Regions from separate parts of the Homo sapiens genome. Here region 2 is linked to region 1. A link is an interaction called in ENCODE POLR2A ChIA-PET data of the cell type or tissue named here. Cell type or tissue: HepG2. All regions are shown on one strand.

Evidence for each region. Peaks named below come from ENCODE experiments on the same cell type or tissue, not always from the same donor. Only the 100,000 strongest peaks of a DNase experiment are listed, where the experiment ranks them.
Region 2: POLR2A ChIA-PET joins it to region 1 with 6 read pairs; 2 of 35 experiments call an interaction of 5 or more read pairs at or near these places.

Annotation. Positions count from the first base shown.
Region 1 is chr3:42,158,707-42,161,206 of GRCh38, reverse strand. The region is part of intron 2 of TRAK1 (trafficking kinesin protein 1); the gene reads right to left. Among named protein-coding and RNA genes, the nearest start is that of TRAK1, 69 kb to the right of the region's middle. RefSeq lists an enhancer at 973-1,572. In HepG2, no CTCF peak of the experiment used is centred here; a DNase peak (open chromatin) is centred at 1,096; H3K4me3 peaks cover 1,975 bases.
Region 2 is chr3:42,083,912-42,086,411 of GRCh38, reverse strand. It overlaps a transcript of TRAK1 not described here. Among named protein-coding and RNA genes, the nearest start is that of TRAK1, 6.2 kb to the left of the region's middle. In HepG2, no CTCF peak of the experiment used is centred here; no DNase peak of the experiment used is centred here.

The DNA.
Region 1 (2,500 bases):
TAGAAAGCTCATACCAGCATCTGGGCCTATCTTTACCTAACATCCTCCCTTTTCCCTGCAAAGGAGCATCTCTTTAAGAGAGCCGGCAGTGGGCTCCCAGATTTCAATGTCAGCCTTGGGCTATTCATTTTGAAATATTTCTAAGATTTAAAAAATCTTTATTTCAGATAAGTGATTAATAATTTTTTTAAAAATAAACACTGCCAGAACAAAAACATGCTTCATTTAATAAGACTGGTCTCTTGTCCATTAACTTATCAAAACCCAACCAGTCACAAGATAACAACTGAATCTCTTAAAACAGAATGCTGGAATGCCATGCACAAAAAAAAATTAGTGATATTAGCAACAACAAGGATGAATTTCAAAGACCTCAGTTAAGCAACAAAAGCCAGACACAAAGGAATACACCCTGTTTGATTCCATTACAAAGATCGGGAAGTGGCAAAACAAATCTAAGGTGACAGAAGTCATAATAATTGTTTCTGGGAAGGTAGATGTAAACTAGAAAGGGACCAAGGGACTTCCTGAGGAGCTGGAAATGCTGTTCTCTGGGTGAGGGGGTGGGGGCTCTTACAAGGACACCTTTAAGCCATTTGCATAAGATCTCTAACTTATACCTCAACTTAAAAAAAAACAAAAACAAAACAGTGCTATGAAATCAGCAAAACATTCAAGCCTATTTAGATACTAACAAGGAAAGGATCAAATCTGAGCCAAGTACAGAATTTACCCTCTTCCAAGAGGTCCTGGGTGTCATGCTGCCTGTGGGTTGGCTTCCTCTCTTCATCCTGGCAGTCGTATTCAAAACATTCTTCTTCCCCGCCCTTGTCTCGCAGGGACATTGCTGAAGTCACCCCAAAGCCAAAACATCACCCTAAGGGACCATCCTTGGGGGTGCCCCCGACCCCCTACCCAGAGGAGCCATGCAGGCCTGGGCCCCCAGGGCACACACTGCGCCCTGGCCTGGGCCGCAGACATGCCCTGGCTCAGCTGAAGTGGAGGGGTGTACACAAAGCTCCTGGCCCAGCATCACCCGGGCAGGACCCGGAAGGGGGTGGCTCCTATGAGCCTGGAGGAGGGGCGGGGTGGGGTGGAGCACTTGGCGGGGTGGGAATGCCCTGCTAGGCGCAGGAGATTCAGAGGAAAGCCCTGCAGGAAGGTACAGGATCTCAGCAAGCTCTCGGCCTCCTAGACCCTCTCCACCTTTCCTCCCCCAGCAGCAATGAGGAGTGGTAGCTTCCTAGAAGTCTCACAGCAACTGCATGGGGCAACATCAACTAAGCCTTGAGCAGGCACACCTGTTTAAAGGTGGGGCGCTGGCGGAGGAATTGTCCTGCTGAAGCACTGCCCAACACCCCCAGATGAGAGACTTCCTGTGGGCGGGCTTAAGATGTGGAGACAAATCTGACTGTGACAACTGCCTGACAGCGCTGAGCAGAGGAAGGAAGGGATCATTCTAATTTCTAGCAAAAGGGAAAAAAATGCAGTGACCATTACCTCGTTAAACTTAATTCATCCCAGTCCTTCTTTGATAATAACCTCCATTTTCTCTTTATCAATCTACATTTCATAAAATCCTGCTCTTACCCTAAATCTGTGTTTCCACAGCCAAATTTATAAAGATCTCTCTAATTGCTAGAACAAGGTAAGAAAAAAATCTAAAGCCTAATAGCTTGCAAAGTTGCCTGCAGAAAGAAGCCACAGTTTAATTGCACACCTTGATATCAATTCCTCTATACCATTTGATTTTGCCTGCAACAGTGAGAACGGCAGGTTCTTCCATCAAACCCAGTGAAAGGCAGCCCCGGGTGCTAGCGTCTCGGAGAATCACAGCTCATTCTGTAATCTCTGTGCTTCAGCCATCTCCCAGCTACACTGTGCAGGTCTCCTGCTCCTAACAGCTACACCAGGACACTCATTCCAACCTCCCGAACAGGCTGCCTCCCCCAGGTAGCCAAGAGAGATTTTAGCAGGGGCAAGGTCTTCATAAAACAATTTTCTACACAAGTTCGGGAACCATATCTCATTCGTCTTTGAATCCTTAGGGCCGAGAATTCTGCTCAGGTGGCTAAAAATGTCAGCTAAATTGAATTACTACCTCCATAAAGACTAATATGACATCATGTACAAGTGCCTCTAAATAGAAAACCAGAGATAATAAAGATTTTATTTAAAAGTCTAAGGACATATGCATCCTCTAATTATTATTATTATTATTATTATTATTATTATTATTATTATTTTTGAGACAGAGTCTTGCTTTGTCGCCCAGGCTGGAGTGCAGTGGCACGATCTCGGCTCACTGCAAGCTCCGCCTCCCGGGTTCACACCATTCTCCTGCCTCAGTCTCCCGAGTAGCTGGGACTACAGGTACCTGCCACCACACCTGGCTAATTTTTTTTTTTTTTTTTTTTTTGTATTTTTTGTGGAGACGGGGTTTCACCGTGTTCACCAGGATGGTCTCAATCTCCTGACCTCATGATCCGCATGCCTCAGC
Region 2 (2,500 bases), 75 kb after region 1:
ATTGCTTGAACCGGGGAGGCAGAGGTTGCAGTGAGCTGAGATCATGCCACTGGGCTCCAGTCTGGGCAACAGAGTGAGACTCATCTCAAAAAAAAAAAAAGAAAGAAAAAGAAGAATCTGATGAAAACTACAGACTCACCCTCATTTAAAATCTGACTAGGATGAAAGATAACTTCTGAGAAAAGATGGCATGTGACATAGGCTGCTGAACACTCCGCTCTGCGCCGGCAACAGCACACCTACATGCAGGCGATTTCCCACACATTTCAGGAGTGCCGCTGCCTCAACTCCCAGCGCACCTGCACACACATCACATGTGTACACACAAAACGTCAAACAGGAGCTTAATGAAAAAGGAAACCTACAAAACATTCCTCAGCACAAGAGATCTCAAAGTGTGGTCTGAGAATCCCTGGAGTTTCCTGAGACTAGTTCAGAGGGTCTACAAAGTCAGACACTCTCGCTCTCACTCTTTCATGGATGTACAGTGGAATTTTCCAGAGACTACATTATGTGTGATGATGCCACTGCTCTGAAAGCTAATTAATGGAACTTTCATATCCGTGTGGTTTTACATCTTATGTTTCAATTTCTATTACAATACATATGAATCAACAGAATCATTTAAATAAAAATGCTTTAGGAGGCTCAATAACTTTGAGGCGTCCTGAGACCACACCCACAAAAAAAGTGTGAGAACCACTGCTCTAATAAATGATGCATTATCGTTTGTTTAAAAAACACATACACACAAAAAGAGAAAGTTAATAGACATTTCCCCCAACATGGTAGAGTCAGTTCTGAAAGAAAACTACAGCCCTGAATCTGTGACCTTTTTCCCAACAGGTTTATTTACCAAAATACACCAGGAATTCCTATTACAGGCGGAGTATCCCTTAGCTGAAATGCTTGGGAACAGAAGAGTTTCAAATTTTGGATTTTTGACTGGGCACAGTGGCTCACATCTGTAATCCCAGCACTTTGGGAGGCCAAGGCGGGCAGATCACTTGAGGTCAGGAGTTTGAGGCCAGCCTGGACAACATGGTGAAACCCCATCTCTGCTAAAAAATATAAAAAGTAGCTGGGCATCGTGGCGCATGCCTGTAAACCCAGCCACTCAGGAGGCTGAGGCAGGAGAATCACTTGAAACTGGGAGGCGGGGCTTGCAGTGAGCCAAGATCATGCCACTGCACTCCAGCCTGGGCAACAGAGCAAGACTCTGCCTCCAAAAGAAAAAAAAATGATTTTTTTTCAGATTTGGGGATATTTGCCTTATACTTACCAAATGAATGTCCAAAATCCAAAAATCTGAAATCTGAAATGCTCCAATGAGCATTTCCTTTGAGTGTCATGTAAACACTCGAAAAGTTTCAAATTTCAGATTTTCACATTAGACATACTCAGCCTGTATAAATGAACTCAGCCCAGGCAATAAACTTCCTGCCCTCATTAACATGAAAAAATAAATATGAAAATGGGAAGGATGGGTAGGAGAGTCTGTATATCCCTGGTGAGAAAAGAAAGTTAACAAGAGAAGCTTGGAACCTTTAGGAATTTCTGCAAAACAACATGTAGATAAAACTGGATTGGCATAAGGAAAAAAAAAAAAAAGAAAACGGGATTGTCACGCCTAGTCAGTGACTCAAATACAGATGAATGGATAAGCTGCCTCACTAGAAAAGCCTATAATCCTCAAGAAGAACCCAGAACATTCTAGACAGCAGAGGGCTGAGCAGGATGAACTAGAAGACCCCCAAGAGTCACCAATGATGGTCAAGGGTCCAGGATGGGAATTCACCGGCTGAAGCCAAGGGAAGCTGGGCACTGCCACAACCCACCCCCAGTGGGGCCCAAGGGGGCTTCTCCATGCTGGGCAAGTTGTGATTCTTGGTCTGGAGACTGACTTGCTGACTAGAATCAGTGCATGAAACTCCATCAAGCTGTACTCTTTACAATTCACACACTATTTTTACACTTTTTTAAAAATATGGAGTCTTACTATGTTACCCAGGTTGGTCTCCTGGGTTTAAGTGATCCTCCTGCCTGAGCCTCCCAAGTAGCTGGGATTACAGGTGCACACCACCAAGCCCAGCTCTCATACACTTTCTTTGTATGTCTATTTCAATTAAGTGATGAAAAGATTAGTGAATGCAGATACCGAGTCTATAAATTAGCTTGAGAAGTCATCCCTAAAGCAAGAAGATAAAAAGGCACACTGATGAGAGTTCCAGAAAAAAACAAAAAAAGCTTAAGACAAAAAGAGTAAAGTATATAAAAACATTAATTTTAAAATGATTTTCTAGAGGTGAAGACTTACACCTTTAAATCAAAAGGTTCTACACCAAGACCCAGACAAAATCAATGAAAAACTAATAATAAACTCTTGGATATAATCTAGTAAAAATTTTAAATTCCAAAGATTTAGATAAAAATCTGACAAACATTAAAAAGGTATCCCCACATCTCTACATGCCGTACCAGTAGGATAATTCCTCAGAAT